Regions from separate parts of the Homo sapiens genome. Here regions 1, 2, 4, 5 and 6 are each linked to region 3. A link is a loop called in an ENCODE intact Hi-C map of the cell type or tissue named here. Cell type or tissue: IMR-90. All regions are shown on one strand. Region 1 overlaps PRKCE (protein kinase C epsilon). Region 2 overlaps SRBD1 (S1 RNA binding domain 1). Region 3 overlaps PRKCE (protein kinase C epsilon). Region 4 has its middle 8.2 kb from the start of PRKCE. Region 5 has its middle 27 kb from the start of SIX2. Region 6 overlaps PRKCE (protein kinase C epsilon).

Region 1 (4,000 bases), 160 kb before region 3:
TTAATCAAGACCTGCCTGTGAGAACTATTAATTCAGATGATCTAATCAAAACCACACAGGAGGCTTTAATGATGCTACTCTGCCCCTGCTTCTCCCCCTCCCTCCACCATGACACTCTGATTCCGTTTAAAGAAGCCCAAATGTGGTTTCAGGGCCTTGGAGAAAACTGCTGGAGGAAGGCCAGCCTCACAGCCTTTTGTCATGTATGCCTCTGGTTCTTTTCTGACTAGAACTCTCCAAGCAAACTCATTTGAAGAGTCCACAGACCATTCTTCCTTCTGATCTGTGTATCTTCTCTCAAGGAATCACCCCAGCCTTAATATGAAAGTTATCATTTTTTTTTTGATATAACTAAAAACCCCTTAGAAGCAGTATGGCCTAGTGAGAGGAGTGCAGGGTCTCATGGCTTGCTGACTGACAGGCTGTGTGGGTCTTGGAAGAATAACGTGAGTTCCCAGAACATCAGTTTGCTCATCTGCAAAATGGGGAATTACAGTCCACAATTAATAATTCACTCGACATTTGGAATATGTATTATAAGGGAAAGCATAGGGTGTTATGAAAGCATGAAATAGTGGGATCTAACCTTGTTGAAACAGGCAGAGTGGGACTGGGGGTTGTCAGGGACAACTTTCTTGAGAAGGTAAGTTTGAGATGGGTGTTGATAGAGGGTGAGTTTTAAGTAGGCCGAGTCAGCACCTTGGTCCCCCTTCCTTTATATTCATGTACCAGCTTGATCTCCTGGGGAAATGTGAGAAGTGTTCTGGAGAAGCATGGAGGTTTAGAGCCACCGTGAACCTCAGAGCACATTATGTAGCCCACCCTGTCTGCCCTCACTCTTCTCAGTATTGCCAATGAAGGCAGTGGCGCCCACGAGCTAATGTGACTTCCTCATACCCCTCAGCTGATGAGCAACAGAGCTGGGACTACAGGACATAGCCATCTTTGTCCCTATTATGTGCCAGACATACGTCTAGCACCCTGCGTACTTGATATTGAATCTGCACTAGCAACTCTATGCAGTACGTATTATTATTACTTCTTGTTTACAGATGAGGAAACAGAGGCCCCGGGAGGGTAGGCACCCCTGTAAAGGTCATACGGTTCGGGAAAGAGTCAGGATTTGGATTCAGCCTGACTGCACAGCCCCCACACTCCTAATCACAGCATTGTCCTTCCCCCTGCCAGAAACTTGGTTTGCAGTATTTCTACTGAAACGTGACATTTTACCTGCCCTCATGGAGGTATGATCTTTTTGGAGAGAAAAGATAGCAACAATTCAACACAGACACCACACCAAAGGTTCTTGAGATGGAACAGAATGCAGGCCCCAGGGACTCAAAGTCATTTTTCAGCATGGGAAGACTTGGCACCGAGTCTGTATCACAGGATGAGCAGGGCTGTGCAGAGAAAACCCAGAGGACTGGAGGGTGGGCTTTGGGAGGAGCAAGTCAATTTATCTCTTGGGCTTCATTTTCCTCATTGGGAGCATTGAGGAAGAGTAAGGGTGGGAGGGAGGGGTGGGTTGGCAAATGTTTTCCCAAGTCCCTGGGGTTGGTGGGTGGAGTTTAAGCCAATTGCTGATGGCTTTGCCACCAGGTGGCAAAGTTTAGACTTTGTCTAGAAGAAGTGGGGAGCCATGAGGGGTTTTGAGCAGTGGGACATGAAAGTATTGCTTTGGGAAGTTGGAATCCAGGAGGCTTTTATCTTCCAGTCTTGCTTCTCTGGAGACTGATGTCCCAAGAGAACATGCCTGGCCGCTTAGCTCCGTGGAGTTTATGCTCTGGGAGACCCTGATGGGGAGATCCTCATTTCGACTGGTCACATTAATACTACTTTTCGAGTGTGAAAGGTTGAGTCAAGGTTTGGACTTCTGGCAGGTTCTCGCCTTTGGCTGGTGTTCCGCCTTTGAGATGGTCCCACTACTTTCACTCAGCGTCCCTACCCCACACACATCTCCCCCTCTACACAGACACTAAGGGCTCCTCATGGGGTTTCATTATTGGTTTTTAGCGGATGTTCCTCTAACTCGGTGCATTTCCTCAAGCCAACGTCTATTCCACTATCATGGGGAAATTAATATAGAAATTTCCTCCTTTGTATCATCAATTTCAGAGGATGTATGTTCCCGGCTGATGGCCCTCCCCTCTATTTGCATAACAGCAGGTAAACAATACTGCCACCTAGTGGGAGCTCAAGGTGTGACCTTCGGAGCTCCTCCTCCTGACCCCGGGACATTATTTCTATTACTGTTAATATTTAAACTAATGGGCAGTTCTGAGCTCAGTGCTCTTCCCAGTGAGTGGATCCACGTGGATTTTCACGTCTCCTTCTCATTCTCTTAAAACTTGGAGTTACAAGTGTCAGAGAAGCTGTTTTGTGTACGCAGAACGATTGAAACAGGTGCAGGGAGTTTTACCTACTTTACTTTGACTTTTGCTCACAGCAGTCCAGGTAGGTAACTGGATTCCCGTTTTATACGTGAGGAAACCCAGGCTCAGTAAGATTAAGTAACTTGGAACTTTACTGAGCACCTAACGTGCCCAACTACGTCCTGGACTACCTAGGTAGTATGGGGATTGTGGCCTGTTTTCCTCTAAGAATGCGCTGTCCAGACACAGTGGCAAGGCGTAGTTAGCTCCTGGCCAACTTGTAGAGGAGAGGAGAGACCCTTGCACACTGCAGTAGTGCAGCAAGACTGCTTGGATGGAAGAAGTGGGTCTGGAGCTAGGATTCGAAAGGTGGCATGGGAAGAGAATGTTTGGCGGATGAAGGCACAGAGGCGGCGCTAGTGCTAGGGATGTCCGGGGGCGAGGAAAGACTTGCTGATCTTGGGCTGTGCCAGGTGTTGTGGGTTGAGGGGTCTGGGATACAGAGCCTGCGAGAGCTAGGTTGAGAGCTCCAGGGAGTCACTGCGACTACTTCCTTGCTCCATTTGTGAACTGAGAAGTAAGACTCGTTTGATGGACGAAATTTAAATAATGCAGAAATATATTAAAGTAAAAAAAAAAAAAAAAGAGAAAATCTCCTACCAGGCCTATTCTCCCCCAGAAAACATGATTAATAGTTAAACGTTTGGGGTACATGCTTTCAGAAGATTTTCTTTGCCTGTATATAGATATATATGTCTATTCAAGTATATAAAAATTAATACATGCATATGTAGTGTGATTTATTTTAATAGGGTTATGTTTTAACTATTATTTTATAATTTCCTTGTCATCAAAAATTCAAAAATATATCACAGTCATCTTTTAACTTAAACCTTTTACTATGGAAAATTTTAAACATATGCAAACCTAGAACAGTATAATAAATCTCCCTCAGCTTCAACATTTATCAATACATAATCAATTTTGTTTTCTCCCTACCTCACTCCATAGGTTCTCCTGAACTGGATTATTTTAAATAAAGCTCCAGACATCATACATTGCATCTGTAAATACATCTGTATCGATCTCAAAGACACTTTTAAAACATATATAACCACAGTGCCATTATCACATTAAAGAAACCTGTATTCTTTCATATCATCAAATAGCTAATTAGTGTTCAAATTTTTCCACTTGTCTCATAAACTTTGAACAGCTGATGTGCTTGAATGATGATTCAAATAAGGTCTATACGTTGCATTTGAGTGCTGTTTTTTATGTCTCATTCCATTCATAGATTTCTACTCCCTCCTTTTTCTTTTTTTGTTTTTGCCATTTCTTTTTTTGTTGAAGAAACTAGTCATTGTCCTGTAAAGTTTCCCACATTTTGGATTTTGCTGATTGTATTCCCATGGTGTCTTTTAACCTGTTCCTCTGGCCCTATATTCCTTGTAAACTGGTAATGAGTTCTAGGTGCTTGAGCAGAATTAGATTTGATTTCTTGGCATAAAGATGGGAGCTTCTTAGGCAGGAGAATGAGGCGACCAAGAGCCAGAGTGGTGGGATTGAAGAAAGAAGGACACATCTCACTGGCCTCCCCAAGCAATCCCTTTCACTTGTCTTTCGAG
Region 2 (4,000 bases), 350 kb before region 3:
TAATATGATTTATTCAAAATGATCGATGGAAAAGAAAATTAAATCTACTTGTAAATTAAAAAAAAAAAACTAAAGGCAGAAGACTATAAATTAAAGAGAAGAATATAAATTAAAAAGAAGAATATGCAGTACTTAGATTACAACCTGTATGTCTTCTATAGTCATGGTAGCCCAAGACTGTTTTCAAGGGCTAAAGCCTACCAGGTCATTTTAACAAAAAGCCAATTCCTTTTGTCCTATTAGCCTGCATATAAGGAAGAAGAGAATTATCTTTAGAGAAAAATACAGAAAACTTTTCTTACTATCCAGAATCATACTCTTTAATTCACTTTTCAACAGTGAATTTAAAAATGTTTTACGTTGCAACCCAGTATACATACATATAGATGCTACATAATTGAAACATTTCATGAAACAATATTTGCCTTTACCACATAAATGTACTCTTGTATTTTCTATTCACTATTTCATTTTTTAAGTGGTATGACTTATTAAATTGGTTTTACTTCTCATGTAGGGGTAGCAATTAACAAATTGAAAATCAATGCTCTAGTTATAGAAAATGCTGAGCTCAAGAAAAAATAAAGATCATATCTCATTACCAGAAAGAAATTTCTGTATTATAGAAAAAGATCTCTTAAGTTCCAGTCAATGCCCCCACTTACTTCAAGGAATATTCACTCCTCTACTAATATTCAATGTATTCCCCTATTCATAGAAACCCAGAGAATGGAATTCTTTTGCAATAGAAGGGTTTTTTAAAGAAAAAGAAAATAATAATATTCTTGATATACAGCTCCTATTTGTCTCCCATACAACCAAATATTGTTAGACTACCCTTTAATTTTTTAAGCAAGCTTTTCTTGCTTGTGAGGCTTTCTCCAATTTCAGATCCAAAACCCTCAGACTTTCTTAATTACCTTGCCTTCAACCAAACAGAAAGCTTACTTCAGAATTTGCAAACTGCTGGCCTTCTAGGTGTGGTCAAGAGTGGTTTTGTTTGGCCTAGAAATTTGTTACGTAAAAACTCAAATTACCAGCTTCTTTTCAGAAACAGGAAGAACCAGCAAACTGGGCAGACAACCCTGCATGACAGTAATCTACTGGAGACGAGCAAGGGTTGCCCCTCTTAGACAGGGTTTGTAATCTCCAATTCTTATTCCCCATGCTTGATTATCCTAGCCTGGCTCTGGAACATTTGCATCTGAGACTATTTGATTTAGTCATTTATATTTTTACATTGGCAAATTGATTCTGCCTCTCAATGAAGTATAACTTTCCACATATTAGCACTTTAATTCTCCTGACACTAAAAGAACGTCAAGAGGTAGAAAAGTGAGATGCAAGTTCCCCCAAAATAACAGAAAGCTTGTCAAGCTTGTTATAAAAATTACCCTTAATACTTTTAAAATGGCTTCATAGTAGAATGATAATCCAATTTTAATCAGATCTTTTTTGTACACTTGAAGAATGTACACATTAACACAGTGCCCATGGGAGACATGCAATAAATGCATAAGCAGTGAAGTGTTTTAATAAACCCTATCGAATAATATGGTCAGTCTTGTAGTCTTTGTACACATATTTCTCAGTTATTAGCAGTGAGTCCAGAGGCATAATTTTTTTAAAAAGGTACTTTCCATTCTGTAACCATACAAAACTTACAATCCACTATTGTTAAATTACCATAACCATTAAAAGTATGGGAAAAAGGCTGGGCATGGTGGCTCAAGCCTATCATCTCAGCACTTTGGGAGGCCAAGGCGGGTGGATCACTTAAGGCCAAGAGTTCAAAATCAGCCTGGCCAACATGGCAAAACCCTGTCTCTACTAAAAATACAAAATTAGTGGGGCGTGGTGGCGCATTCCTGTAATCTCAGCTACTCGGGAGGCTGAGGCAGGAGAGTCGCCTGAGCCTGGGATACAGAGATTGTAGTGAGCTGAGATTGCACCACTGCACTTCAGCCCAGGCGACAGAGCAAGACTCTGTCTCCGAAAAAAAAAAAAGATGGGAAAAGGAAATATACATATTTCCTACCAAACTCTATACTGCCAAAGAACTCTCCACTTAGGAACTTTATGAAATTAAAAGGACAGATTTATGTGAGTGGTTAAAAGAGTTAGAATAAAATGTACTTTCTGAGTTTCCTGCTGGCAGTCCTAATTTTGCCATTATGCCCAACCTTTTCTATGAAAGAAGATGACAGTCAAACTCTGAGGCACACACTTTTACTGCAAATGACCTTTTTGCTAATACATGCTCAAGCTATGCATAAACACACCAGCAGAGGGACTCCATACACTCGCTAAATAAAGAGGACTATATCCAGATTACAATAATTCAAGGAAACAAAATGTTGAAATTGTCAAATATACCGTCATTCACTTTCTCACTGTTCCTCATTGGCCTTTTCCCCTTACACTAGGCTTATTCTTTTTTAGGTTTCTTACCGTAGCTCTTCTAGGGTTTGCTGAACTTCTCTCAAGGAATCAGCATCAAGGTTATTAATGAGCTCTTTTCTATAACGTATAATGAAGGGAATTGTGTTATCATCATTAAAGAGACGAATGATGTTGGCACAAACCCAAGGTTCAATATTAGTTCTCTCAGATAAAACCTGCAAATTAAAGATACTTAGTGATTTAAAATGCTGAAAATTAAACATCTATATCATGTATAATTTAAAACATAGTATCAAATAATGTTCTCCAGTGACTTAGAAACTACTTGCTATAGTTTTTTAAAAAAAAGAAAGCCATATAAAATACATGTATCCATTGACAATCATAATGGTAAAATAGCCATTTCACAAATTCAATAAAATCTAATCCAAACCACTGTATCATTCAAATTCCAGTGTTCAATGAGGGCACTTTTTAATGATGCAATGATATACTTTTCATCTCTCATATTGGTAGCAAAGCAAGGAGTTGGTAACTCACTTTGTCAGCATGAGAGCAAAGGAAAGCCATTTTTAGTCATTGCTAGTGAGCAATTTGGCAATATCTATGAAAATTTACAATGCATAAACAAACTTTGGCCCAGCAGCAATTCTACTACTGGAAATTTATCATAACATATACATGCCTCTAGAAAATATTATTTATAATAATTTTTTTTTGAAGAACTGTCCCTAGCAGAGTAAAGGTGAGCAAAAACCTAAGTTTACAATGGAGGAACTGGAAAATATGTTATGCCCATACTAAATACCATGCAAGCATTTAAGAATCTGAGGCAGCTCTATATGAACTAATATGAAATGATTCACAAGATCTGGAAATAAAAAGGTAATTGGTTGGGTGAGGGTTAGAGTTGGAAGACCCTTCTATATCTTTTGAATTTTGTATCATGCACAAATACAACATCTTCAAGCTAATTAATTACTTTTTAATTTTTTTATTTTTTTGAGACAGTGTCTCGCTCTTTCACCCAGGCTGGAGTGCAGTGGCACAACTGTGATTCAATGCAACCTTGAACTCGCAGGCTCAACTGATCCTCCAGCCTCAGCCTCCAAATAGCTGGGACTACAAGCCACGCCATCACACCTGGCTAATTTTTTTTTTTTTATTAGTGGAAATGAGGTCTTACTACATTGCCCAAGCTGGTCTCAAATACCTGGGCCCAAGCAATCCTCCCGTCTCAGCCTCCGAAAGTGCTGGGATTACTGGCATGAACCACCGAAACAGGCAATTAATTATTTTTTAAAATATTTGTTTTAAAATATTATTTATTTAAAATCATTGGTATTTTAAATATTTAATTATTTTAAATTATAAATATTAAAATATTTAAAATTATTTTAAATTATAAATATTAAAATATTTAAAATTATTTTAAATATTTAATTATTTTAAATTATAAATATTAAAATATTTAAAAATTTTTAAATATTTAATTATTTTAAATTATAAATATTAAAATATTTAAAATTTTTTAAATATTTAATTATTTTAAAATATAATTATTAAAATATTTAAAATTTTTTAAATATTTAATTAT
Region 3 (4,000 bases):
AAACCACAATTGGGCTGGGCATGGTGGCTCACACTTATAATCTGAATACTTTGGGAGGTTGAGGCAGTAGGATTGCTTGAGCCCAGGAGTCAAGACCAGCGTGGGCAACATGGAGAGACCATGTCTCTACAAAAAAAAAAAAAAAATTTAAATTAGCCAGGCATGGTGGCATGTGCCTGTAGTCCCAGCTACTTGTGAGGCTGAGGCAGGAGCATTGCTTGATCGTGGGAGGTTGAGGCTGCAGTGAGCCATGATCATACTACTGCACTCCAGCCTGGGCAGCAAAGCGAGACACTCACTCTCTCTCTCACACACACACACACACACACACACATAGAAAATGGAAATGGAAATCATAGATAATGTTTGTCTGTAAGAGATGATGAGGGGGACCATACCTTAAAGAAATTGGCCTTCTGTTATTGGCAAGTGAGTACATATATTTGTTTTTCAATATTTTCAGTTTGAATATTGTTAGTTAAAATACTTAAAGTACATACATCTTTTCTTTGCATGATTCTCTGCTTTACTGACTTTTTATTAAACAAACATTCTGCCATTCACCAAAGATAAGTGGGGCAGAAGAAAATAAACCCCCTCCTCTCAGAGCCGGCCTCAAGCTAAGAACTTTTGAAGTACTGTTTTAGCTAAAAAATATTAATACTTTAAAATTTGCATACTATACCATGTTTATAAACAAAAGTGTTTTTCTTTTCCAAGGTCTTCATATAAAATTGCAGCTTAGGGTTGGGCACGGTGGCTCACGCCTATAATCCCAGCACTTTGGGAGGCCAAGGCAGGTGGATCACTTGAGGCCAGGAGTTCCAGACTAGCCTGTCCATCATGGTGAAACCCCATCTCTACTAAAAATACAAAAATCAGCTGGGCATTGTGACGTGCCGGTAATCCCAGCTATTCAGGATGCTGAGGCAGAAGAATTGCTTGAACCCAGGAGGCAGAGGTTGCAGTGAGCCAAGATCATGCCACCGCACTCCAGCCCACACGACAAAGTGAGACTGTCTCAAAAAAAAAAAAAAAAATCGCAGCTTAGCTGAATTCTTGATAGAAGGTGGTGACTTAGATGCCTTCTCTTCTGGTTTGTCTGCTGTGTCTGTGTGCACCTGGACCCATTGTGCTCTGGAAAGCAGGCACACTGGAGTCCTGGAGTGCAGGCTGGCTGGCGCCTTGCAGTGCCTGGTGATGGCTGGGGTTTGGTCCCTGGTCTGTCCCCTGGGGTTCCCATGTCTATTGGTGAGGCAGCAGTGTGTGCTCGTAGGAGACCCTCTGTCAAGAGGCTCTGTTAGGAGCCAGCCTGCTGCCCTGCCTTTGAGGCTGATCCTTCACCCTAGGAGGGCAGGCACTGAGGGCCAGCACTCTGGTCACGCCAAGGATGCTATGGCGACCCACTGAAGAATGAGCTATTACCCTGCCCACCCCTGCCTGCTGTGCCCCCAAGCACCCCTTGGGGGTTACTCACTTGCCTTCCTGGTATCAGGTTAAGAGGTTATTAGACCTTCCATTTATTCACTCAATTCTTTTCCCTGCTCTCCTGAGTAATAGCTCAGGAACCCGTGCCCCAGCCATGCTGGGAACATGCTTAGAAAGTAAGGGGAAACCTTTGGGCCAGCACCCACGTGGTTTTGAATCACTCAAGGACAATCTGCCTAAGTCACTGGCTTGGTGGCCGTGGGCCAAGCAAGGAGTCATCCAGTAGCGCCTCTGCCCTCACTGTCCTCCTCCTCCAGGTTTCTTTACCGAGAGGAAGCCAGCGGGAGGCCCGACATCCAAAACATTGACTAGTGTGCCCCCGTGTGGCTCTGGTGGAAGGGTTTGGAAAATGCAGCCAGGTTTTCCTAACCTTACCCACCAAGGCCGGAGGATGCCCTAAGGACAGCCTGCAGCCCCTGCAGCCCTCTTTTTGCGTAATCTTTGATTTTTCTTGTTATTATTTCTTAACAGTTAAGCGCCTTAAGGCCTCATTTAACTTGAGTTAAAGAAGTGTGATTTTGGAGGACCCAAAGATTTTCCACTGGTGTAGGGAATGTCTCCTCCCGGCTCTGAGAGACTTCCTCCAATCCACAACCTACCGCAGGTATGTGTTCTTATTAAAAGGGGCAGGGACAAAAGCTCTGCCTGTCCCTCTTGTACTTTCAGGCTATAATCAATCAGCAGGCACACCTGTTCAGACTGTGACATTGAATTTCCAGGATCAGAACCAGAGCCTGGTACAGACACAAGCCTTCCAGTACTTGTATTTTAAGTTCCATAGATGCTTGGACCTTTTGTGGGCTCCTGGGACAGTGATCATGAAAGAAGAGTGCTCCCAGGGGATGAGCAAGATGATCCCCTTTGGCTGGGAAGAAAAGATTCCATGTCCATCTGGTTTTTATTACTCCTCTAAAAATGTTCCCTTTATAGTTTTATAATTGTACTTAAATAAAAATAATTGCACTTAAATAAAAAAAAATTGGGGAGATTATAGCAGAAGCTGTTGGTGTCCCGGCCATAGCTGTGTCCCTTGGTCTGCCACAGAGGTCACTCCCAGAATACACTTAGGACTCCCTGTGTCTCCTTCTGAGGGTGACCTGAGCCACGATGTTATGGGATGGAGGCTAACACCTGGTAGGCCCCACATTTTTGACAATTTGGTTTTAAGAAAACTCATAGGTATGGCCACACGTGGTGGCTCACGCCTGTAATCCCAGCACTTTGGGAGGCTCAGGCGCGCGGATCACGAGGTCAGGAGATGAAGACCATCCTGGCTAATACGGTGAAACCCCATCTCCACTAAAAATACAAAAAAAAATTAGCCAGGCCTGGTGGCGGGCACCTGTAGTCCCAGCTACTCGGGAGGCTGAGGCAGGAAAATGGTGTGAACCCAGGAGGTGGAGCTTGTAGTGAGCCGAGATCATACCACTGCACTCCAGCCTGGGTGACAAAGTGAGACTCCGTCTCAAAGAAAAAAAAAAAGAAAGAAAACTTGTAGGTATATATCATCGTTCCAACAAAAGCTGCCATTATCGAACGCCTACTGTGTACCTGGTACTTGATAATGATTACATTCTGTCACTCCAACTCTGGAAGGTAGATATTATCCTCCCCCACCCCACTTTTCTTTAAAGAGGTGAGGAAACTGAGGCTCAGCAATGACTGTGGGGATCTGGGAGCAGACTGCAGGTCTTGCTGGACCCAAGGCCCATTCGCCCTCCTTGCTGCCATGCTGGCTTCTCTACAGTGAGAGTAGCCTTTACGTTACGCACCACTAATGTCACTCAGAGGGTCCCGACCCTTCCCCTTCGGCCTCTTCTTGTTCTCCTCCCTCTGTTCCTCTTGGATTCTCAGGAGCCAGTGTTAGCCCAGAAATGAAGAATTAAAGACTGTTCACACCCACATAGAACCATCTGCTCTCTTAGCCTCAGGGCAGGGCTGATGGGGGTGGTATTTAGTCTCTTGGAGGTGGTATTTAGCCCCTTGGAGAGGTGGTGCAAATATAGAAGCTGGTGTAGATGGCTTGGCTGGAGGGGGGCTATCTGGCAATTCAATGCATCTTGTGAGTTTTGGAGAACTAGGGTGACTATATCATTTATCCTCCAAGAAAGGACACAGTTGAGAATGATAAGTGACACTATACATAATTACTCTAAGAAAACAGGCAAAATCTAGGACTATCCTTAGTGACTTGGAACCTACATCCTCCCTACCCACTCTATAGATATCCCTGCATTTTCCACCTTGTGTCTGTGATTGACCTGTTGTGTCCCTTTCAACATTTCAGCGCCCACCCCTCAAACCCCCATCAAGCCTTGCAGCAGCTATTTATTCAGTTAGCAAACTTTTCCTGGCCTCCAATTTGCATTCTTTCCTAACTTATGGGTCCCTTCTCTTTTGCCTAGATGCTGCCTTTCCCTGGCTGTTTGACCATAAACTCATGGTATCATGCCTTATTCAGCAACTCTTAGAACAAAGTAAACAAATGTGCAAGTTTGCTTAAATTGAGAAA
Region 4 (4,000 bases), 290 kb before region 3:
TCCTTCCCTCAAAGTCACAGCACCTTGTGGTCACTCACCTGATGATTCATCAAGATAACTTTTACATTATTGTCTTAACAGTGTAACTATAACATAACATATATAACATATATGTAAATATAACATAACTTACATATAATTTACATATTACATAACACTAGCTGTGTTATATGTAAATATAACATAACTAATTCTGCAGTGTAACTATAACATAATGATGCATTTAAAAGATGGGCAGAGGAAGAGGAGAAAAGAAACTGACAAGGAGACGTCAAGCAAGTAGGAAGAAAACTTGGAGAGTTCAGATGTCCTTGAAACTAGGAGAAGGGCTGGGCAGGTGACTCACGCTTGTAATCCCAGAACTTTGGGAGGCCGAGGTGGGCGGATCATGAGGTCAGGAGATCGAGACCATCCTGGCCAACATGGTGAAACCCCGTCTCTACCAAAAATACAAAAATTAGCCGGGCATGGTGGTGCTTGCCTGTAGTCCCAGCTACTCTGGAGGCTGAGGCGGGAGAATTGCTTGAACCCAGGAGGTGGAGGTTGCAGTGAGCTGAGATGGTGCCACTGCACTCCAGCCTGGGCAACAGAGCAAGACTCTGTCTCAAAACAAACAAACAAAAAAAGAAACTAGAAGAAGGGAGCATTTCAAGGCGAGAGGGGAGACAGCATCATTTGCGGCAAAGAAAGTGGTCAAATAAGGTACAGACCACAAAAATGAGTTTTAGCAGCATGGAAGTGAGAGATGTTTCAGTGAGCCCAATGATATGGGCTGAGGAGGGAGTGGGTAGTAAGAAAAGAAAATGGAGACTGAAAAATAACAACAAGGGACAGAGAGGAGAGGGTTAGGTGGTAGCTGGGCAGAAATGTGAGGTGAGGAAGGGTTACAATTTTTTTTAAAAGGGCTGAGACTTACTGAAGGAAAACAACCGGTAGAGGGAACGAGGGTGGAGAAGAGAAGTGAGGGGTGATCCACAGAGCAGAGTCCCTGGGAAGCAGGGCTGGGTGGTGCGGCCAGGAGACAGGTGGAGGCCTGAGCCCAGCCACCTGCTTCCATGATACCTGGTGGGATGGAGGAATGACATTCTTTCTTCCTTCCTAAGCTGTTGCCAGGTTTGGGGGCAAACCCAGCTGATGGCTTCTGTGTTTTTCAGAAAAGTAAGCCCAGCTATGTGCTGGGATGACGAGAAGCAGCCTCCAAGCAGGTCCTGACCTGCTCCCATGCCCAGCACCTCCCATCCTGGAGGCGATGCCTGCAGTGGGATTGTACGGCCACTTCCCACAACCCTCACCTCAGCTTCAGGAGCTGACCTGCAGCCTCGGGTTTGGGAAAATGCAGGGGTGGTCTCTGTGGTCTGTCTGAAGGCCCTTCGAATACCTTTACCTTCAAATTCTAGCTTCTTACAAACCTAGACCACAAATCCTTTATCTGTATTTTTCCTGAACCCAACTTGGATTTAACTGTCAAATAGATGGCCTGTGGCTCTAATGCAGCGATAAGAACAGAATTCTTCACTTTGAAAAGCCAAGTTGCTTTAAAAAAAAGTTGGGGGGCACAGTTTTGGCATACACCGAGTGACTGCATTTGACCTCCGCCTGCCTGGGGCATGTGGATAACGGCAGTGGTCCCATGCCGTGTGGTCTTCCTCTTGGCTTATCCCCCTAGCTCGCTGTTGTCCTAGTGGCCATGTACTATGTGCAGGACACTTTCATAGTCCGTTCATCCACAGAGCAGTCCTAGCCTCTTCTAATCTCCACTTAAGAGCCAATGAAGCTTCCAGAGCGCAGGTAACTTAAGTCACACAGCTTGAATTAGACTGGACAATGAGCCACCTTTCCACCGTGGCTGCACTGTGACCCTGGGTCAAACGGCCTCATGACCAGCCCCCTCCACGCCTGTCCCCTTCTTGCCCGGGTCTGCCGCCTTTTCTGCTCCGGGGCCTTAGGAATTCTCCTGGGACTGTGGCTCCCCTCTAACTCCCCTCCCTCCCAGTTGCTTTCTGTTCTGCTGTTCTTGTGGGTCTCTGTTCTCCTGGCTCCAGGCCTAACGGCCGCCCCCTCCAACCTTGGCCTTGGGAAGTCTCTTGGGGCGGAGAAGAGAGGGGCTGCCTCCTGGCCCCCACCCTGCGACCCTTCGTCCCCCGCTAAGCCGGGATGGCAGGCGGACTCGCCGGACCCCTTTTTAGACCCAAGGCTCTCTTCGCCTCTCCATCCGGCTCCGGCCGGGGTGGGGTGACCTGAGGGACCCGGTAGCCGACGACAGAGAAACTAGACCGGCCAGGACGTAGAAGGGTCGCTTCCCCCAGGCTGGTCCGGGGCTGAGCGGGGCACCACAGGGAGCGGAGACAGCGGAGGCGGTGAGAGCCTCGGGAGCCACTGGGGCGAGCGCGCCAGCGTCCACCAGAGGGCGCTGTCGGCTCGCGGAGTGGGGCGCGGGCGGCCTGGAGCCCCCCGGTGCGGCCCGGCATCAGAGCGCGCAGCGACTTTGTCACTGCAGGCTTGCCGGGTGGGTTGCAGAAGAGAGAAGAGACCCACCCATCCTCAAGGCACTCATTTGGGCAAGAAGGGAAGAGACCCACAAGAAGACTATTTCACACTCTTCTCATTTCAAATGTGTATAGAGCACAAAGTTGCATTTACCATGTCCAAGATACCGAGCAGCACCAACATGAGTCATCCTGGGTCTCCAAATTTAAAGACCTCTAGGGAAGTGGCAGGATCAAAGACAGGTACCAAAGAACTATACTACAGTATATTAGGGAGAGGCAGGAACTCCAACGAGACGTGAGGAAGAAGCGGTAGGAGAGTTGAGGGAGGAGTTACAGCTTCAGCTAGGGGATGAGGCCCGGTGCATGGAGGACTTGGGCCTTAAAGTGGGACAGATTCGCAGCTTTCCAACACATGTGTTGCAACAGAACCCGTGGATTTAAGCAGTTCTGGTTACACATTCTGTTACACGCAAATGCTTATCAGTGACAAAAGGCAATATTCCTTGCCCTTTAGCCCCAGCTTGTTGATCCTGAAAGGTAAATTAGAAATAAAAATGGATTCACCAAATATCCAGAATGTGCTAGAGATATATAACCTAGTCTGAACAATCAGATCAGTCATTCTGCTAATTGGTAAAATATCCACAGGGGAGCCTGGGAGACAGCTGTTAAACTTGGTTACAGGTAGCATCAAACCATCCGCCAAAAATACCTCAATAATTCTATTGGTATTGGGAGAGGAGACACAAAAATATAGAAGTTGAAGAACAACAAAGTCTTTCAGTCTTTTTGTTTTAAAGACTCTTATTACCAAACAACTTAAGGAAGAACTCTATCAACATCATAGTTCCCTTGAGAATTATGTTATTATAGTATAGATTATTATTGAAAGAATTATTATATTGCACTGTGCTAAGGCTAGTTTAATTTGGAGCCAATAAATTAAAACAAATCTAGACCTTAGGTTTATAAAAATGTTTCCAAGGAATTAAAATGTAATTGACATGATTATCATTAAATAGTGCTGCCTTGGTTCCGGCATGGCAATGTAGAAAGAACAGTCAATGTATAAGGTATAAGATTTGGGTCTAGACCTCTAGGTAGTGTTTTGGGGTTTTTTTTTCTGTTTTTTTTTTTTTTTTTTTTTTTGGCAAGTCAGTTAACTTCTCTAGGTATCAGTTTCCTCATTTAATAGAGGAATTTAATAACAATAAAGAATATAGTCTGGGCGCAGTGTCTCATGCCTGTAATCCCAGCACTTTGGGAGGCTGAGACAGGTGGATCACTTGAGGTCAGGAGTTTGAGACCAGCCTGGCCAATATGGTGAAACCCTGTCTGTACTAAAAAAAAATACAAAAATTAGCTGGGCATGGTGGTGTGTGCCTATAATCTCAGTTACTTAGGAGGCTGAGGCAGGAGAATTGCTTGAATCTGGGAGGTTGAGGTTGCAGCAGTGAGACGAGATTGTGTGCCACCGCACTGCAGCCTGGGTGACAAAGCAAGACTCCATT
Region 5 (4,000 bases), 950 kb before region 3:
CTCCTCCCTTCCCCCCTCCTCCCTTCCCCCCTCCTCCCTTCCCCCCTCCTCCCTTCCCCCCTCCTCCCCGGGCAGTCTGAATAACACTTTCAAACGCACAAAAGATAATACATAGGACATCAAAGGAAACCAATCATTTTGAAATACAGTTATCACAATATTTTTAAAGCAGTGATATAGTAATATGTGCTTCTCCATTAATGGATTAAAGAATAAAATCTACTGGCAGGACTAGTAACCACTGGAGTTTTAAAACACGGATAAGCATAGATGATATTTGCAGAAACCTGCCACTACTGTAATGGGATTGGAAAATATCTGTTATCACTGCTGTTATCACTACTGTGGTCTGTTACCTACATTCATCATTTTTTAAAAAGCTAAATTTCAGTTGGAAGTTAGTGAAGATAAAGACGTAAGCCTTTTCCCAACCAAAGTCATGGACCCCTTTGAATTCTACCTATTAATCTCTTGGTGAAGGGAAGGGGGTGTCTGTGGACTCCAAGTTAAAAGGATTTGTTTTAGAACAGTGTTTCTCGCAGTGTGGTTCCAGCACCAGCGATATTAGCATTATCTGGGAAACTATCAGAAATGTAAATTCTTGTCCCCACCCCAGCAGATTTACTGAATCAGAAACTCTGGGGTGGGGCCCAGCAATCTGTGCTTGAATAAGCCTCCAGGTGAGTCTGCTATGAGCTCAAGTTTGAGAACCACTGCCTTAGAGTTGGGTAGGATACAATCTCCGAAGCAGAATGCATGGCCAAGATGACTCCTTCCCCTCAAAGTCTTAGAGAATGATCTATTGCCTATTTTCCTGCTCCACTTCCTTCAGACTAACTCTGAATCTGGGGTAGACTGTGGTTTGGAGTTTAAAAACCCGAGATCCTTGTTAATGCGTAATGAAGTGCTACAAAGCAGCTTCTGTCACAAGGGTGGTATAAAATACAGCTGCAGGGACAGCGGTTAAAGTTTCACTCTTTTATGGACATAAAAAATAATTGGCCTTCTAATTATCTCCATAAAAGTGAGAAAACTTGCCTGGCTTATTGGCATCTTTATTAGCACTAGGAAATAATTAGACATCCTTAATAGCTTTCTAATGATCCCTAGAGGAGGGAGCCATTTTTAGGGCATCTGCTGCCATGATTGGGTCATTATGGAGCCCTTCAGACCTGGTCTACACAGAGTGGAGTGCTTGCACATTCATCAGTGCCCGGTACTGGCTTTGGATCTCTGATGGCTCACGTGCCAGGAAAGGCGTATCTCTCATGGGCCCATGACTCTTTCCGGAGCCTTGGCAGCATCTGTCCCTGGTCTGGGAAGAGGACCCTCACTATGGTGGACTGACAAGGGGGGCTGATTATTTATGGATAGGTGAACCTCCTCTGGTCCTATCTTTTTAAGGAACTTGGAGCATGTTTATTCTATACCAGTCTCCTTTGGGAAAGATTGCTAGGCTTGTAACATTGCAATTCTCAGACCCCAAAGCACAAGCTTTGAAAAACTGAAGTCGTATTGGTAAGCAGGACAGTGGTTTTCCACCTGGTTGGTACATGGCACCCTTGCAGGTTTGGGGTCTCTGGAGGATTGAGCTTTAGGGCTGAGTGTTAGGGAGGAACGGAATCTCCAAGTGGAGGGAATCCGAGCCTACGTTTCTCCAGCAGGTGGCGCCATAACTTTACCTTCCGCGTCTCCGTCGCCTGCGATGGAAGCCGAATTTGCAGGCAGTGATGTGAGGCAGCTGTCTGGGAATCCTCTCCTCTGTATTTAGGGCTTTAATATCTCATAGAAACCCACATCATCTTCTCTCCAACTGACCTTCTCCAAGCCACTCTCATCCCCAAACCCTCGATATTTCTGATTCTTTATCTGAGAATCGTGAACAACCCTTCATAAACATGTCAGAAATACTGACGGTCCTTCCAGACCTGGAACACTGTGGAAGAGTTTGGGCAAGTCATAAATGATGCTCTCGATCACTCCCACATTCTGCGACTGTCCCCAGACCCTCCGCCTCTTCTCAGAGGTCTGCCATCAGGATCTTCAGCGTGTATGATTTGCTTACTTTGTCAGCCTAATCATAAGGTAACTTGAGCTCATAGCAGACTCACCTGGAGGCTTATTCAAGCACAGATTGCTGGGCCCCACCCCAGAGTTTCTGATTCAGTAAATCTGCTGGGATGGGGGGCAAGAATTTACATTTCTGATAGTTTCTCAGATAATGCTAATATTGCTGGTGCTGGAACCACACTGCGAGAAATACTGTTCTAAAACAAATCCTTTTAACTTGGAGTCCACAGACACCCCCTTCCCTTCACCAAGAGATTAATAGGGTTTTTAAACATCTCTCAGGGGTTAGGTAAAGCCACAAGGCAGATGATCATCTGGATTTCACTCTGAACAGTGTTTGGAAAGATGGACTCTGGACCGATAAGGTTGGAGCATACATACATATGTGTGTGTGTGTGTGTGTGTGTGTGTGTGTGTATATATATATATATATTTTTTTTTTTTTTTTTTTTTTTTTGAGAAAGAGTCTCAGTCACCCAGGCTGGAGTGCAGTGGTACCATCTGAGCTCACTGCAACCTCCACCTCCCAGGTTCAAGCAATTCTCCTGCCTCAGCCTCCCGAGTACCTGGGATTACAGGTACAGGCCACCATAACTGCCTGATTTTTGTATTTTTAGTAGAGATGGGGTTTGACCATGTTGGCCAGGCTGGTCTCGAACTCCTGACCTCAAGTGATCTGCCTGCCTCGGCCTCCCGAAGTGCCAGGATTACAGGCATGGGCCACTGCGCCGGACCAAGAGCATATATTTTTACACATGTTTACACCTTACTACATGAGTTAGGACTGATCCTGGTTTTACAGAATCTCAGAGTTCACTTACCTAATTCAATTGCTTACCCAATGCAGGCATCCTTCCTGCAATTTGACAACTTGATAGCAGCAGGGTCCCTTCCAGTTTGCAGATGATGTTCATAGCTCTTTAATGCTCACTGCAACCCTGTGAGGAACACTGGTGAAGTGACTCACCCAAGGACTCCTAGCTACTAAGTGGCAGGATTTATTAGTGTCATCTGACTTCAAGGTCAGCACTCTGTGCAACACAGCTACCTCCCCATCATGCTTGGTAAATGTTTCTCCACTTCTTTTCTTTTCTTTTCTTTTTTTTTCTTGAGACAGAGTCTCACTCTGTCGCCCAGGCTGGAGTGCAGTGGTGCCATCTCAGCTCACTGCAACCTCCACCTCCTGGGTTCAAGCGATTTTCCTGCCTCAGCCTCTTGAGTAGCTGGGATTACAGGCATGCGCCATCACCCCTGGCTAATTTTTGTATTTTTAGTAGAGATGAAGTTTCACCATGTTGGCCAGGCTGATCACGAACTCCTGACCTCAGGTGATCTGCCTGCCTCAGCCTCCCAAAGTGCTGGGATTACAGGCATGAGCCAATGCACCCGGCCCATCCAATTCTTAGTGAATACTGATACAATGGCCACAATTACTCCCTCCTAAGGTGGTGAGTCCCACTGTTTGAGACCTCGGGTTTTGAAAAACACTTTCCTTATTGTCTGGTAATCCTCTGCTGCATAACCACTTTACCCCAAAACTTAGTGATTTAAAACAACAGGCTGGGTATAGTGTCTTACACCTGTAATCCCAGCTCTTTGGAAGGGTGATGTGGGAGGATCGCTTGAGTCTAGGAATTTGAGACCAGCCTGGCCAACATGGCGAGACTCTATCTCCACAAAAAGTAAAAAAAATAGCCAGGTGTGGTGGCACACACCTGTAGTTACTTGGAAAGCCAAGGTAGGAGAATGGCTTGAGTCCAGGAGGTTGAAGGTTCGGTGAGCTGTGTTTGTGCCACTGCACTCCAGCTTGGGCAACAGAGTGAGACCCTGTCTCAAAACAAAACCAACCACAACAAAAAACCCCAAAAAACCAAAACCAAACCAAAACAACAACCGTGTTCTTCTATCTCATGATTTTGTGCACGAGGAA
Region 6 (4,000 bases), 75 kb before region 3:
TATCTAAGTTGTTTATCATTGTATCCCCAGCAAGCTGGAATAGTGCCTGGCATACAGTACCTGCTCAGTAAGTATTTGTTTAATGAATGACTGAATCAGAGGTGTTAATAGTAGCCATGTTATCATTGCCACGTAATCACCCAAATGCTGTGTTTAGGGGTTGCTCCTTGTTCAGATAACTTGCAAACTTACATAGTGTACTGATCCATGTAACTCTGGCCTTCTCCTTTTCAGAGAGGATGGGTGGAGTCAGAGGAAGGGAATTGTGCCTTTGGGAGCTGAGGTTTTAGACTTGTAGCTGGGGCCCCCTGATGGGCTGGCACTCCTCTGAAGGCAGATTTCTAGGGTGAGAACAGAATTTCCCAGGCCATTTTCTTTGCCCTTCTGTATGGTTGCTGTCAAGTTTACTGCTTTTTCAAACCCTGTTAGCTTTTGCTTTGTTACTATAGGAACAAGAGCTGGTAGTCTGGGGGAAATATATGTGCATGTGAGTGCTGGGGAGGGGGTGTAGTGGCTGTGGTGGCTGTGGACTGAAGGGAGTGAGGACAGCAGAAGATGTTCACCGCTGAAGTCTCTCTGGGGGCCCTGCCCACTTTGGCCAGTGCTCTCTTCAGAGAGTTTTTGACTTTGCATGGTACACTCTTGGGGAACAGGCATCCCTTTGTAGATCTGCAGCACTCTCCTGGCACCCATCCAGTCCTTCAGTGGAACATCTGGAAAGCCTCGGCCCCTCCCCATGCCAAAGCCACTGAGCCCTGGAGACAGAGATCAATGACCTCTTCTTTGCTGCTCCTTAACCCGTGTCCCAGACAAGTGTTTTTCTGGGAACCAGTGAATAACGCAGATCTTTGATGCCAGCGCTTGTGTGCTGTTGCAGTAACACTTTCACTTTTGATGATAGGGTGGGGGCAGAGGAAGGGCCTCGGTAGGGAGAGCAACGAGAATTTGGCTTTTCAGGAAATCAGAACTCAAGTGGGGAGGCTTGCTTCCTACTCACTGGTTTTCTGGCTGGGAAAACAGCAGGCTGAGCCATTGCCTGATGTGAATGCTCCTTCGTGCTGGGGCTGGTATTAGGGGTAGGGGTGGGCTTGAGGCTAGAGACTAATTTGGTTCTAACCTCCACAGGCAATCCTTGTAACTCCTGGGAGATAATGCTGAAAAAGTGCATGGTGATTTTTCATGCATGTAGTTTATAACACACTGAGTTATGCTGAACACAGTGAAAAGAACTTACGATATATAATAGATTGGGGGTAAATATGCTATGTAATTACCTGCTCTGCAGTAATGTTTTACAACCCATGTATTAGGTTGCATATCTAACAGTTATCAAAAATATATACATTATATATACATACAATAGCAAAAAAATATAGAGTAGAAATGCCCTTAGCCCATTCTTCAATAAATACCTCTTCGCATGAGGCTTCAGGTCCCCAAGACTGGCTTATTTTCAGTGTTACTAAAATAAATTTTCTTTTATTCTCCCTTCTCTCTTGCACATTGTAGGTACTCACTAAATGCCATTTGAACTGTTGGCGAGAATGAAACTAGAGTTTTCCTTGACCCAGAAACTGCTGTAGGTTTACTTCACTGATGAACCTGCCTAGGTAGTGCACAAAGTGCCAGGTCAAAACAGCAGAATATTGAAGGCAAGGTAAATGTTTACAGCTGAAGGGCACTGGTAACTCCTATAATGGAGTAATTAACAACCATTATAAAGTTTTAGGTTTATTTTTATATATTAATGAAGAGAGGTTTTGAAAATAAATGGTTAAGTAAAAAAAGTAAGTTGGAATAGTAGCTATACTGTGATCCCATTTGTGTGAAAATGAGGAAAGAAACACAAAAACATACGCCAGCATAGTGTACACACACACAAATTTACCTCTGAAAAGTGGAGATGGGGACCAAGGGACTTATGCTCCCCACGTAGCCTTTTAACTCATTAACATTTTTGCTGTGAGTTTATATGTATGTAAAACAATAACTGCCCTGGAGAATGGTCTTAGGTACTACCCCGCCACCCTAGTGTAACCTTTCTTCTTGTATACACACACACACACACACACACACACACACACACACACACACACAGTATTTCAAATCTGTTACTCTGAATTCTTCATTGTGTTCCTTCCTGGTTTACCAGGACTACTTCCATTTCCCTCCAACAGTCTGCCTCCTCCTCATCCGTCCAGGTCTCACCACCTCCATGTCACCTCCTGGATCCCTCTCCAGTGGAACTTGGCCTTCTTTGAAGAGCCACAGAACTTCCTGGTCATACCACCTAGTGGTGCATTAGGCCGGAGATTGTTCCATCTTTTTTCTTGGTGTCAGCTCCTCTAACCAGACTGTCAGAAGTGAGCATGGTACTGTGTACAAGAATGCATCAGGCATTGCCTACCTGTGCAGTCAGAGGGGTAGGGGATTCTTTGGCTGGATCTTCTGGTTTTCTGTGTCCCTGGAGCTGGGCTCAGTCACTAACTTCTGCACTTCTGGGAAACCAATTGCCAAGTTACCCTACAGATCACGGGAACCAGGTCACAATGCGCAGGGCTTTGGGGATTGCTAGGACTCAGAGCAGGCAGCTTATTACCAAAAGTCAGCTCTATTCTGCTCCCCAAGGCTGTGTGTGTTTATATGTGTGTGGTGTGTGTACATACATGCATGCAAATGTGTACACACATGCACCCATAATCACCTGCGCAGGGTGCCCCTAGGCTCAAAGCTTCGCAGGGGCTGCATTCACATTGAAAACTTAGGGACCCTGTGCCCCAGATCAGGGCCTTCTGGCTGAGATCCATTTTGAAAAACAGCCTTACTCACTCTCTAATCTACTCCCTGGTGTCTCCACCCCCTCTACTTGCTGTGGCCCCACTGCTGGAGGAGAAGAGAGCAGTTGGGGACAATATGTGTGGTTTGAGGGACTGGGGGGTTGTGGGAGAGGGAAGCTGAACCCACAGTTTGTCCTGTTAGTGTGTGCTTGCGGTTCCTGGAAGTTGGGTATGCAGAATTAGGCTACTCATTTCCTGGCAGCTCATAGCCTCCAGTCTAGACCCTACTGTCTAGGGTCTAGGATACTTTGGTAGGAAGATCTTGACTCTTCAGGAAAATGGAAGGTCTCAGGGCCACCCACTGTGTTGCCTATATAATGTAGCCCTTGGTATCTCCTACATAAAGGTAGGAAAACTCTTTTGTACCCTCAAAGGGCTTAAAATTTAGTCTTAGAGACAGGCTTGTCTGCAAACACAATACCAGGGTAAAATAGCACTTGCAAAGTCCCAAAGGCTGCTCCGTGATGAATCAGGACCCCAAACAGCTCTACCTGCAAGGGCCAGAGTGGTGCCTGCCTTCCCTCCCTCCCTTCTTCTTGCCCTACCTTCCTTGTTTGTTAGGTGCTCACGGGCCAACCCTGGGGATGCAAAGAGGAGTCACAGGCAGTCCCTACTCTCAAGGAGTTCATGTTTTAGTAGTAGAAATAGGCGTTTAAGCAGAGTAAGTGCAATCCAGTGCCACAGATTTAGGAGCTCATTCTGTTCAGGATGCATTGAGGCTTAACAGATGACCTGGCCAGCTCTTCCTGGCTCGGAATACGGCTTGCAAGCAGAGATGGCTCTTTTTTGCTAGGGGGAGGACAAGTGGTCATGATAGCAGGCTTCATCTGGGTGTGTAGGAGATGAGCTCTCAGGGTGGGAAGGGCTAAGCTAGACAGTAGGGACGGGAATGGTGCGCCTGGCTGCACTGGAGAGTCTAAAAGGGGGCATTGCATCCTGCTGGGCAGCAGACGGCCCAATTCAAAGGCCATAGAGGTTGCAAGTCTGACCCTGCCATTGGTGTCCTAGACTAGCTCTCACTTTTCCAGGTTTCAATTTCCTTGTTTGTAGAATGGCAATAGTAAAACTGCCCTTCCTACAGCTACTTTTTTGTAGAGGAGGAATCTGAGGCTCTGGTTTAACTGGTTGGAGAGAATGCCAGGATTCAGCCTGGGTGTGAATCC

The links. A loop is a pair of places that touch in the nucleus more often than their neighbours do. Peaks named below come from ENCODE experiments on the same cell type or tissue, not always from the same donor. Only the 100,000 strongest peaks of a DNase experiment are listed, where the experiment ranks them.
Region 1: a loop joins it to region 3, with 2.8 times the contacts of the local background. A loop is called at or near these places in 78 of 110 quality-filtered maps.
Region 2: a loop joins it to region 3, with 13 times the contacts of the local background. A loop is called at or near these places in 10 of 110 quality-filtered maps.
Region 4: a loop joins it to region 3, with 10 times the contacts of the local background. A loop is called at or near these places in 107 of 110 quality-filtered maps.
Region 5: it touches region 3 in a loop (7-fold over the local background); 6 of 110 quality-filtered maps call a loop at or near these places.
Region 6: a loop joins it to region 3, with 2.5 times the contacts of the local background. A loop is called at or near these places in 6 of 110 quality-filtered maps.

What each region holds. Positions count from the first base shown.
Region 1 is chr2:45,776,603-45,780,602 of GRCh38, forward strand. All of the region lies in intron 1 of PRKCE (protein kinase C epsilon), which reads left to right. Among named protein-coding and RNA genes, the nearest start is that of PRKCE-AS1, 100 kb to the left of the region's middle. RefSeq lists an enhancer at 2,028-2,322 and a silencer at 2,104-2,193. In IMR-90, a CTCF peak has its summit at 2,185 (motif pointing left); a DNase peak (open chromatin) is centred at 2,169.
Region 2 is chr2:45,583,157-45,587,156 of GRCh38, forward strand. SRBD1 (S1 RNA binding domain 1) reads right to left here. Exons shown (of 21, transcript NM_018079.5): 5 at 2,452-2,618. Among named protein-coding and RNA genes, the nearest start is that of SRBD1, 26 kb to the right of the region's middle. In IMR-90, a CTCF peak has its summit at 2,290; a DNase peak (open chromatin) is centred at 2,265.
Region 3 is chr2:45,934,760-45,938,759 of GRCh38, forward strand. All of the region lies in intron 2 of PRKCE (protein kinase C epsilon), which reads left to right. Among named protein-coding and RNA genes, the nearest start is that of PRKCE-AS1, 260 kb to the left of the region's middle. RefSeq lists an enhancer at 1,402-1,711. In IMR-90, a CTCF peak has its summit at 1,803 (motif pointing left); a DNase peak (open chromatin) is centred at 1,682; H3K27ac peaks cover 1,349 bases.
Region 4 is chr2:45,641,431-45,645,430 of GRCh38, forward strand. No RefSeq gene overlaps it. Among named protein-coding and RNA genes, the nearest start is that of PRKCE, 8.2 kb to the right of the region's middle. RefSeq lists a silencer at 2,307-2,516. In IMR-90, a CTCF peak has its summit at 2,406 (motif pointing right); no DNase peak of the experiment used is centred here; H3K4me3 peaks cover 577 bases; H3K27ac peaks cover 306 bases; H3K27me3 peaks cover 1,295 bases.
Region 5 is chr2:44,980,125-44,984,124 of GRCh38, forward strand. No RefSeq gene overlaps it. Among named protein-coding and RNA genes, the nearest start is that of SIX2, 27 kb to the right of the region's middle. In IMR-90, a CTCF peak has its summit at 1,670 (motif pointing right); a DNase peak (open chromatin) is centred at 1,697; H3K27me3 peaks cover 894 bases.
Region 6 is chr2:45,860,132-45,864,131 of GRCh38, forward strand. The region is part of intron 2 of PRKCE (protein kinase C epsilon); the gene reads left to right. Among named protein-coding and RNA genes, the nearest start is that of PRKCE-AS1, 190 kb to the left of the region's middle. In IMR-90, no CTCF peak of the experiment used is centred here; no DNase peak of the experiment used is centred here; H3K4me3 peaks cover 431 bases; H3K27ac peaks cover 462 bases.